2 separate regions of the Homo sapiens genome follow, and region 2 is linked to region 1. A link is a contact called in ENCODE Hi-C data. All regions are on one chromosome and are shown on one strand. Each heading gives the region's core, a stretch centred on a gene start or an enhancer-like site at or near the end of the contact. The rest is flanking DNA. Distances are from core to core; before and after follow the strand shown. Region 1 has its middle 20 kb from the start of MIR4300. Region 2 overlaps LOC101929174 (a long non-coding RNA gene).

What was found. A loop is a pair of places that touch in the nucleus more often than their neighbours do. Pooled maps may share reads with other maps.
Region 2: a loop to region 1 is called in a map with no recorded cell type, with 8 times the contacts of the local background. The contact joins two enhancer-like sites. A Hi-C loop is called at or near these places in 2 of 37 single-sample maps with no recorded cell type and 4 of 50 pooled maps.

The regions. Positions count from the first base shown.
Region 1 is chr11:81,867,938-81,874,316 of GRCh38, forward strand. No RefSeq gene overlaps it. Among named protein-coding and RNA genes, the nearest start is that of MIR4300, 20 kb to the right of the region's middle. RefSeq lists an enhancer at 2,107-2,176. Within about 2 kb of position 1,559, at least 4 of the 41 ENCODE cell types and tissues checked have a DNase peak (open chromatin) inside an H3K27ac peak, as active enhancers do.
Region 2 is chr11:88,352,865-88,358,925 of GRCh38, forward strand. The region is part of intron 1 of LOC101929174 (a long non-coding RNA gene); the gene reads left to right. Among named protein-coding and RNA genes, the nearest start is that of CTSC, 18 kb to the left of the region's middle. RefSeq lists a cis regulatory region at 4,684-4,889. Within about 2 kb of position 4,812, at least 3 of the 41 ENCODE cell types and tissues checked have a DNase peak (open chromatin) inside an H3K27ac peak, as active enhancers do.

The DNA.
Region 1 (6,379 bases), core at 309-2,808:
GAGAGCAAATGGGGAAGTGCTACACACTTTCAAACAACCAGATCTTCAGAGAACTCACTATCACGAGAACAGGAAGGGGGAAATCTACCCCCGTGATACAAGCACCTCCCACTAGGTCCCTCCCCCAACATTAGGGATTACAATTCAACATGAGATTTGAGTGGGGACATGGAGCCAAACCATATCGCTATTGTTCACTCATTCATTCTCTAGAAACCACCTATCAAAATCCCCATTTTTAGCTGTGTAGTATTTTATGTAAATATCTATAATATACCTACAGATACATGTATAAATTTTAGAATAGTATTAGATTTATAGAAAAATCATGAAGATAGTAGAGTCTGTGTATTCCTCACCTCCGGTTTCTCCTATTATTATCTTATATTACTATGGTGCACTTGTCATAAATAATGATCTAATATTGATAAATTGTTATTAACCAAACTCTATAATGTATTTGAAATTTATTAGTTTTTTTCTCCTTCCTCTGTTTCAGGGTTCCATCCAGGATACTGCATTTAACTGTTATTTTTCCTTAGGGTCCGCTGGTTTGTACTGGTTTCCTAAACTTTCTTTGTTCTTGATTACTTTAACAGTTTTGAAGATCAGATATTTTATGGAATGATCCTATTTTCAGAAGCCCTCAATTTAGTCTCCCTAATGTTTTTCCCAAAATAAAACTAAGGCTATGTGTTTTGGGAAGAAAGACCACAGATACAGAGTGCCGTTCTCCACACATCCTGTCAATTATACATAATATCAACATAACTGACCCCCAACAATATCAATCTTGATCACCAACCTGAGGGTTGTCACGTTTCTCCACTGTAAAGTTACGCTTTTTCCCTTTCTATCCTGTCCTCTTGGGAGAAAAGTCACCATGCACAACCCACACTAAAGGAGTGGAGAGTCATGCTCCATTTCTTGAGAGTGGAGTATCAAATTTATTTGGAATTCTTTTGCATTGGATGTTTGTCTGTTTGCTCCTATTTATTTAATATAAATTTAAATCAAATGTAATTAAATTCAGTATACTTTAATCAAATCTATTTAATATAAATGAACTGTTTAATAAACAGTTAAATATAACTGGACTAATTTATATTTATTTTATACTTTGTGTTATAACACTAAAGTTTTACTTAGTCTGTTGCACAAATTGCTCCAGCTTTGGCCATTGAGAACACTTATGTCCCTTTTTGATACACCCATCATTATGGGATTTTTAAAATCATTTCTTACTTTCTGGAGCTATAAGATACTCTAAGATACTCTAGTATTATCTTGTCTATTACATTCTCCACACCAGAAATTTGATATTTTACCAAGTTGCCTCAGTTCCTTTTTTTTTTTAGCAATTAATATTAGAATCAAATGTCTGGGCACTGAGTTTGCTTGTTGTTAGAATATCAGCATGTTATTGCTTCAGTGAGCAGAGCTAGGAAATATGTGTGTGGGGGGAGAGAGAGAGAGAGAAAGAGATAGGTGTGAAGGGACTCAGCAGAATGGGCGAGGGGCATATGCCAGTCTGAGCAAATGAAGGTTTATGCCACACTTCATCTTTGCAGTTAATCTGTGAGGCTGCTGAGAAACCAGCCTGTGATTCCCCTGTTGCTTCAGCAGGAGACATATGCTGCATATCACTAAATATTACACCCCAAATGGCAAGACACTGTGAAACAATGGCTCTTATTTTTCCCCTTAACCCACAGAGCAGTTCATGTGAAACAGCTTTGGTGATTTGATATGAAAAGGAGTTCCATGTTGTGTGAAGAGGGATATAAAATCCAGAGGAATAGAAAATATCTTCTCATGCTGCTCTGTGGTGCTTGTATGGCATCTAGTACAGATGTGACATTAAGGTAGATTAGATAGTGTGGTTATATGCTCTCTTAAAGAGGAACAAACTTACCAAATAGATGGAGAGAACAAACCACTCAATAGTGGCCAAACCACATCCTGGGCTTGTGGTTAGAGCATCCTGCAGCAAGGAGGTAAAAGAACAGAAGGGAAAATCCCCAAATTCATGCAAATGCAGAAACCTATGATTAGTATACTTGGGCTGACCTATGCTCATTATAATAATGAAAACCACATCAGTGGGTGGAGAATTAAAATGCTAATAAGACATATGAGGTATATACTAGCATGTACAACAATAGCACATGGGCATTAAGGAGACCACCCACAATACGCTTAACAACAATGCACATTTCCACCCCTTCACAACTAATCATGTAAGACTCCTGTAGAAGGAGTTTCTCCAGTGTTAGTTGGTGTTGTCTCATTGTGGAGCAGCCTACTGTGACCTAGCAGAGTGTAGTTTCACTTTGCAATAAAGTTTCCTCGCCTACCTTTACTTTAGACTCTCTCTCAAATTCGTTGGTGCAGCAAAGTCAAGAAACTGAACCAGCCCACTAACAACAACTTTAAGCACATTCTTTTACTCTCTCTGTATTAAGAACATTCAGTGGTCCAACCACTGTGGATACAGGGATGAAAATGGAGAGCTCTTGTACCCAAAACTCTCTGGTAAAGGATAAAGAGTGAAGATCCATGTAAAAGAAAATAACAATTGCAATATAGTCCCTCTAATAGATTTATGAGCAAAAAACCATGAGAACTTGGTAAAAGAAGTTTAATTTTAACATTTTAGTTGTGTTTTGAGACAAAAAGAAACATTATAGTGACGATGTTCTAGACATTAAAGTAGACAATTTACATATGCTAAATAGCAAGCTCCTGGTAAAACAGCTATCAACTGAAGTAGCATTTCAAACACAGACTTTAACAGTGCTATGTCATTATACCACACTGCTTCCAATAACTATTGTGTGCTGAGTTATAGTATTCCAAATGGAAAGAGGTTACCCAGGATAAGAAAACCCCGAAGCACTCACTTAGATGTTCTCCTGGCCTTTGAACGGACTTCCTGAAGGTGCAGTTGGTGTAAGACCAACCATTGGTCCTAGGTTTCCTATAATAAAATACTTTCTAATATTCATAACTACCAACAAATAGAAACCTCTTTCTCATAAAGGAATAAGACTTCCTGTTGCTGAAAATTTTCAAGTGGAGACATGATGACTGGTGAGTCAATGATGCAAATAGCCTAGACTCCTTTCAAATTCTATTATACTGCTCATCAATGAAAAAAAAAGGTCCATGTGAGAAACATTAAGACAAGCTCAAAAGTGGAATTATACATGCACAGTGACATTTAAATAAAAGAAAGCTTAGAAATCACCAAGTTCAACTCCATCTTTTATTATACACTTGAAGAAGCAAGGTAAATAAGCTAAAAGATATGCCCATGACCAACTCTACTCTGTTAGCACTATCACAACAAAATCTTGGATATAGGGGCATAAGTCAGTCAGTATTTTAAGAGAATAAGAAAAGGTTCAAGGCTAGGAATATTTGATGTAGAAAGACCTGGTATGTGGATGTCACAGTAAGGAGTTATGGAGAGACAGAAGGTTCTGGTTTAGTGGGAAGGCACTTGGTACATAAGAATTAATTTTTAAAAAGAAGAAAAGGATGATCAAAGGGATACCATGTTTTACAACTAGCATTTTAAAAAATTAGCTAAACTTTACCACTCATTCTGACCATGCCATGTTTGTATTTAGAACTCAGCATGTCAATGTAGAGGCAGAAAAGCAATGCCTTCATTTACGTGCTATAAAGCTCTCTATTGAAAAGGTCATGAGGTGTTCATATATTAAACACATGCATGAGAAACTCTGCCAAAGATGGAGAAATTTCATGGATTTTCTTTAATGTGAAAATGCTCCGGTCCAAAGCCAAAGCTATCCATAGGTATTATAGATCATGTGTAGTATCTCATGTAAACTCAAGGTATTAATTTTGGATGCAAAACTGAGGACTAGCATATTTCCATAAATTTTATACACAATTGAATTATGCATTGATTAGAAAAATATTACTATAAGTAGAAAAGTATACCATATCAAAACAACTTAATATCTTGGCAAACAATTTACTCAATTAATTTGATATAATAAATACTTTCTCACTGAGAACTATCTCTGTAATCTTGAGCACATTGTTATACCTCTCAGAATTTTTGTTTTCCTCTTAGTAACTTAAAATACATTTTACTTGCCTATTATTATTGCTGGAATCAATGAACAAAACACATTTTTATTATTCTTTAATATTTCTATTTTCTAACAAATAATTGAGCATCTGAATAAATAACACATGCTGTAATCAACATTTGGAACAGAAATGTAAATAATGTACATACAACCCAAGTAAATGACCCCAGAACAGTGAAAAGCACCTAGTGAGCACTCAAATGATTTTGACTATATGGTTCATATAAAAGTTTCTAAGTAAATGTTTTTCAGTTGAATTATGAATTTACAATGATAATCATTACAATAATAATTCTACATTCTTCTATGTTTCTTCTATAATAAAACACTGGAGATTAGACAAGTGGGAAGTCAGTAACTGATGATTAAATTTTATATACTGCTTTACCGTTCACTGAGTTCTGTCCCTTACATTATTACATTTGCTATTCACAAACATCTGTGGTGTTAATGTTTATCATATTTTCTATAGTTTAGACAAAGATATTTAAGCTCAGAGAAGTTAACTGGGTGTTTCAACAGCACCTAGTTAGCAAGTTGCAGACTTCAGGTTATCTGAATCTCAAAGCTGATTGTTTCTTTCTAACCCAGGGTGTCCCCCCGATAAACTGCATTATACTCAAAGAGGACTTCATGTACAAAGTGGGACTTAAGTGATGTCTGCAATTTTGCAAGGGATAGCAGAGAGAATAAAAGGATGATTCCAGTTTATATAATAATTAGATATAATAACTGAATGGTAACTACATCTGGTCTAAAGTTATTTTGGTTGTACATTGTTCATTTGTCTCTAGAACTAAGTAAAGATTGCCATTAGTGCCTTCTACTCATTTGTCTTAATTATCCCCAGGAGAGAAACTGTAACTGGAGATGATAAAATGTTTACTTTAATTTCACTTGTTTGAGGTAATCAAATCTGGCACCGAATGCATTTGTGTGTCTATCTTTAATGATTCCCACCTCAAAAGACCTCTATTTCTCTCTATCTTTTTGTGTTAAGACTATTAACGTGTTAAGTGCACAGTTACTGCTTGATGGAACAAGGCTCCAGACAGTCTGAGTTGAGAAAAAACAGCACAGTGACTTAGTTGCCACAAGATACTGTTGATCAAATGGTAGGTAACTGGGGATAGTATTAAATTAAAGGTGAAAAAAGTCAATAAAGGAAGAAGAGGGAGTACTTCAGAAAGGATTTCATAGTACAAAGTTTCAATAGAGGTGTGGATGGTTTCTTCAAGGTCTTAGACTGACATAATTTTGAAATAGGTAATAACTTACAGAAAAAAAGAAAAGAGAGAAGAAACATTTTCTTAGGTCATATAAATGAGACAGTTTATATTATTTGTATTCCCTTATAGAAAGCAGAAGTCTCACTTAGAAGTGCATATTTAAAAAGAAGTATTTATACATGTCAACACATTGATTTTGTTTTAAAACCTTAATCTGTCACTAAAATCCTCAAAATGGTCATAGGATAATATCTTATTAAAATAGTATTTAACATTAAATATAAATTGTTAATTTTAAAAAGTTCTTATTTAATACATTTTGTGATCTATAATTCTCCTTTTGGAATTCAGAATTCTCCATGTTTCAGTAAGGTAAACCTCTTTTACTTATTTTGTAGTTTTCAAAGAAAAGTAGGTTTACCTGTTTCCTTATTATTTACAGTTCAGAGGAAAGACTTTTACTCTACTGGGAAAGTTTTTTGAGGGCTCTATTTGGGGGTTTTTCTAAGATAATAAGACTTCAGGCTTTTCACACCCTTAGGCGATACACCCAAGAGATAAGATATCCTAGAAAAGAGCTCTGATGAGAATTTTGAGCTATTATACCAAATGAGCATGAGATGAGCTGGACAGGGAGACTTCTAAATCCCTCCCAAAGGTTTTGCTTTCATAAGAACATCTTGCAATTTAAAAAGACAAGCCTTTTACACTTAGAGAGCTCCTTGTGACTGGAAACAATATTGGTATCAATATCCTGTTATTGCACAAAAAAAAGACTAAATCATTTGGGGAATAGATTAACTGCTATAATAAAGTTAAGCCTTTTTCCTTGGGCTCAGCTCTAAACGCCAAGTTAAACAAGCAAACAAACAAAAGAAAACAAGACAGGAAGAGAAGCACAACTTAGGTCTACGTCAACTAATATTGAATTTCTGATTCCATAATCTGCGAAAGTCTAAAGCTCTGTGATTTCTTCAAATCTCTCATATTTAAATTCCTCATAGCTCTTCTTCAGAACTCTCT
Region 2 (6,061 bases), core at 3,562-6,061, 6.5 Mb after region 1:
AGGTGTGAGCCACCATGCCCAACCTCATTTTTATAATAACAGTTACTGTTTATTAAGTGTCTATTATCTATAGACAATTTGTACATATTCACACTGTCTAATCCTTACAGGTGCACTATAAGGCAGGCATTATTTACTTCATTTTGGAAATGAAAAAGTGTTACAAACAAAGACATTAAGCATCTCAATAAACATGCAGTTAATAAGTAGCTAAACTAGAAAGCTTGGTTGATTTTCAGTTTATGAAAAGTTAGATACTTATTTCTTCCCAGTGTACCACACTGCCTTACTTGTATACAGACTAAAAAGATATTCTGGTTATACTGAATAAATGGTCATCCATATATAATATAATAAATATAATACTTTTTAAATCTTAAAAACTGTATTTATTCAATAAATATCTATTCAACATGGAGTACCTACTGGTAAGTGTTGCAGCTACTAAGCAAGAGGAAATGACAGGAGAGTAGATATTTTTGGAAAAAAGTTCATTCAAATGGGGATATGTCTTTGAAGCACCTGTGGGATATAATAATGGAGTTGTCTAGTAAAAGGCTGGGAATATTGATGTAGGACTCGGGAATGGTCATTCAATCTTGCAATAAATATTTATTGAGCATCTACTCTCTTCAAGGAATAGGCAGACAATGAGAATACTTACAAGGTGTTCAGGTTACCTCAGGCGCTGGCTAACACAGTTTTTATTAGTCATCACTAAATAAAGGAGAGCTGACGTTACAAGCATAGAGATCACCCAAAGAAAGGCTATGTCATGCAGGGGAAAAAGGGGAAAGAAAGGGCTGAAGATAGTTTAAAATAAAATTTAACAAAAATGTTTAAGAAAAGGGGTTCATAAAAGAGAAATTAAGATATGCAGAAAAAGGACCAAGTAAGAAAGAATGATATGATGAAAGCAAGGAAGTTTTGAGTCTAATATTTGATGAATGAATTTTTACTTCAGCCATCCCTAAGTCATAGCGAACTTTGGCTTCTATCTTCAGGACCATATGTCAAATTGGTGTCCCATTTGTTGGGCTCCTGGCAAATATTCCCAGCTTATTGGGACACTGATCAGAAATCTAGAGTCAACAGCCCCCAACTTTCTAGAGAACTTAGGGCCCCCTGAAACTGCAGTGTGGCCACTCCTGATGCACATTACTATGAGCATGTGGTTCTGTGCTACAGACTGAGCAGCATGTTAAACCTGATAGTTTTCATTATACCGTTATACCACAATGTGTCATATACTGAGATGCTTTTTAAACATTTTAAATGTCAGCTTATCATTTTTCTCTCATAAAAGGGTACAGAAACATTACCACAAGTTGAACTTTCTAGTTGCTTAGAACCTGGAATGAGGAGGAATAAATAAAGATTAGTGTCCCGTGCTGGACTGTCTTTCTTGGTTTTTCTTTAGAAAATTGAAAAGCTGTAGGCAAAAAATCTGTTGCATAATTGCAAGAGTTAATTAAGAAAAACCCATCTGCGTGTGATTCACATGACATGTCTGAAAGTCAAAATGAAACTATCATCTAATTTGCTGAACTAAGTTTAACATGGTTCCCTAGAAGGCTGAAAAAACAAACTGTTCCCTCTGTGATTATAATTTCTGATTTTGTTAAATTGAATCCATTAATAGAAAAACTATTGATTCAGGGGTATTATTAGGTATCTCTATAGACATAGAGACAATAAATATTTAGAGAATCTCTATGATTCTCCCTAGAACTCAATTTGCACAAAACTGTCATTTTAAATCACAGAAATACTCAAAATATCTGAAACATATATTGGAAAAAGTATCTGCTAGGAGCCAAGAAACCTGGCTTATAATTATATCTCTCTCACCAACTCATTTGGATGTTGAGAAGATCAAACTATTTCTGTGATTCATTACAGGTCAAATTAGGGATAATTGCCATGCCTATCTCACTAGATTTTTATGAACATTGAAAAAAATTCACTTTTTCAATAAAGATTCATTCATTCATACAAGTGCATATTTACTTACTCCATGCTAAGCTGTGTTAGCAGCAAGGAGTCAGCAATGAACATGGCAAATGAGACCCTTGCTGTCATGGAGCTTAAATTTAAGCCAGAAATAAAACTTCAGGTACATGTGGGTTGAGTATCACAAAGGTAAGTGTCAGTATCATAATGATAATGTATGGTAGTTTACGAAGTCAGAGAACTCTCTGAGAAAGTGATAGGCTGAGCTCTGCTGGGTAAGCGTTGTGTATGCCAACAGCATTTAAAGTCAAGGAAAGAACATGTTGAAAAGGTCTATAGAAATTTGAGGAAGTGTGAATAATCCAGAATAGCTAAAACCATGAGTGGTGGAGAAGAGGTGAAAGATTATAGTTATGAAAACACATTGTGACATGGCTAGTGAGAATACAACATGGTTTGAACATTTTGGAAAGCATTTTGGTAAAATGAAATAAGAATCTCAAATAATCTTTTTAGCATTTTATTAGATAATTTCACATCTGCACAGCTATCCTATTAAAAATAATATAATACACAGACAAAATTAAGAACAATGATGTTTATTAATGTATATTTGTAGTAGAGAAAAACAGAAAATTATATAGGTGTGGGCAAAAAATTACAGTTTGTGTAAATGAGGAAATATTTATAGCTAATAAAAATCTGTACATGGAGTTCATAATAATAGAAAATATTTATTTAATAATATTAAAAGAAAGAAGGAGAGGACAAGGCAGACATGGGCCCAGGTAAATAATAATCACTCCATGAATCTCTGTCACAATTGAGGAACTCTCAGATGAGGATATCCTAATTTTATACAGGGATTTCTGGCAAACCTCTCCACCTCTCCTCTGGAAAAGACAATATCTTGATTATGCCGGATTGTCTCCAGGAAGGAGATGGAAACATCTCATCTTTGATATCCTGGTCAGCAAATAAATCTGTCCTCTGACCTGTAAGGAGAGACCATTTCTAGCTTCCAAGAAGCTCTTTGCTATGGGAACAACCTTGAAAAAACAGCCTAACACAAGATCTATAGAAATGCCATGGAGAAATGCCTCTCCAAAGTCCTATTTTTTTTAACTTTTAAATTTTTTTTTTACTGTAAATATTTTTTAATGTTTTAGAAAGGGTTACTATTATGAGCACATGACATTCATTATGGTGGGAAAAACAGAAAGTTGGCTACGTAGTGACTTGAGTTTCTTCCTGCCTCATAAATGTCAGCTAACCTAGGAAAGTTTCTGACACTAGTTAGATGTAGCAACTTCTCTGAGCCGTTTCCATTAAATGACAGCTCAAGACATACTCTGTCTAAACTTGAATCTACTTTAAATTATATGATTTAGTTATTCCATGTAGCAGGGGCAAAAACCCAAACCTACAATTGAATGAATAATTGAAATTACTTAATTTAAAGGAAATTTCCCAGTCATAATATTAACAGTATATAGTTTAATTACTTGAGTCAAGTGATCCAATACATTATGCGCAGAAAGACCTTTATAAATATATTTTAAAATAAAGTTCAAGTAGTTTGACTCTATGCACATGTTAATTCCACAGAATATTTCTGGAACAAAAACAGAACTTGCAGTTTTGAAGATAAATGTTAAAAAAGTGTGATAAAAATTACTGGATAGTTAAACATAAGAGGCAAGGAAACTATAAAGTTCAAGAATATGTAGCTTATTTTCTCCATTCAAATCCAGTATGATGTCCTCAATTTGTAAGATGTTATGCAAAGAATATTGTCTCAAAATTACATTAGAGAAATAACTTTAGCGTTAGAAGACCTAACTTTGGCAGCTGCTTACTAAATGTATTATCTTGCGTAAATTCTCTGAGGTTTAGATATTCTCATAATAAAACAAAGATAATTCTTGGCTGGGAGCGGTGGCTCACGCCTGTAATCCCAGCACTTTGGGAGGCCGAGATGGGCAGATCACGAGGTCAGGAGATCCAGACCATCCTGGCTAACACGGTGAAACCCCGTCTCTACTAAAAATACAAAAAATTTAGCCGGGCGTGGTGGCGGGCCCTTGTAGTCCCAGCTATTCGGGAGGCTGAGGCAAGAGAATGGCTTGAACCTGAGAGGCGGAGCTTGCAATGAGCCGAGATGGCGCCACTGCACTCCAGCCTGGGGGACAGAGTGAGACTCCGTCTCAAAAAAAAAACAAAAAAAAAACAAAAAAAAAAACCCAAAGATAATTCTCACCTTAAAGAGCTGTTGTCAGGATCACATGTGATGATATATGTGAAACTATTTTGTAAACTGTAAGATTTATAATAGAAATGTAAAGGTTTATTACTACTAAACTGAGTGGTAGTGACTTTAATACGCAGAATATGATAAAGGCTGTGAGTTTTAAATACAGTGTGAGGAGAGCATGAAGAAGGGAACCATTAATTCTTCTAAAGGCAAGGAAGAGATTTGAATCTGAGGAGGAGAGGTTATAGCTAGTCTGTGATGGTGCAGATGTTTTGCTTTTAGAGTAAGAGCAAGAGTGAGAACTAGAGCTAGTGAGCAAGAGAGAGAAGGAGAAGATGAAAGAGAGACAGAGAGAGACAGAAAAAGAGAAACTGACTTAGGTAGGGTGACTTAGCAGAGGGAAAAATTTGGCAAAGAGATGAAAGTTTCTATTTTGTTTGCATAAAGTTTCAATGTGACAAAACAGTGAAATTTAGCTTAGGGGTAGCAATTTTTCTACTAGTTTATCACTGATGTCTGAAATTTCACTTTTATGATGAATTCCTTTGGGTCATTGAGAAAGCCCTCCCTGTTATACCAAGAATGCTTAGTCATTCCTTCTTCTGTACAACAGCTACACAGCGTACCTGCTTTCATCACCATATTGACTGCATGCTTCATTTAATTTATTTATTTGTCTGCCTTCCTTAGCATCTTTATAGGTGGTGGGCATGGCAGGAAGGTCCTGTAATTGACACTATTCAGGTTTAGAATAGGCTTCAATAAATATTTATTGAATGTAATTGCCTGTGGTTAAAATACAAACACTTCTGAGAACTGTAACAAAATACGCGTCATCAAAGTTAGCTAAGATTATTTTTCCCACAAAAATCCCTTAGGGATACTAGAAAAAGTGGTAAAAGATTTGAATTTATACAAAGCCCAGAGAGAACATCACAGTAGGAGGGCCCTGGGCCCTGAAGTGTGGGAGGTTTCCAGAGATTAAGAAAAAAGGAAAGGAGAAACATAGAAAAATAAAAAACCTTCATCCTCTTCATATTTTTTCTAAGAATCTGCTCTCCCAACCTTCAAGAAATTCATAGTTCTTTTGAGAAGAAAAGAGTAGCAAGCAGAAAACAATAAACAAGGAAGAACTTTATATCCGGGTTTTCCAAATTCAGACCATGTGAAGTTGATTTATGGAGTGGAGGAAGCAAAATGCATCAAAGACACATATTAATCAGTAGTATGTCTTCTATTCATGCATGACTTTCTCATATGTGCATATTAATAGACCCTGTTGCGATTAATAAAATACAAGTTATATAAGATAATTCAGAGCTATTTAATCAAAATATATGTTATTTAGCAACTAACTATAAAGGTAGTACTACCAAGTTGGGGAAAATGGAAGTTGTCATTGATAAACAATTTTTGTTTGAATAATTTAAAATGAAAATGTGGGAAGGACTACTGCACACCAGCTTTGAAAGACTGCTTTTGGCATTTCCTACCTCTGAGTCGTGAAAACTGATGTCAGGCCACACTCTACCATTAACTAGCTGGTCATTTGGGGAAAACCACTTTTTCTCACCAAGTCTTTGACTTAATTTTTCTGTGCTAGTAAAATGTGGATTAGAATAATCAAGAAAGAATATTTTATAATTGTGAAAAGTATTTGAATGAGATTCAGGCATGATAATTCCCCCGTATAAAGATTCACCAAAATTCCAGCGATGTGAAATTTGGTTATTTGAATTTCAGAAGAAAGGAGAGAAAACTGCTTTTATCAAACACCTGCTATTTCAGATATTTTGAATTACCTTAAAAATATAATCCTCATAGGCTGGGCGCAGCGGGTCATGCCTGTAATCC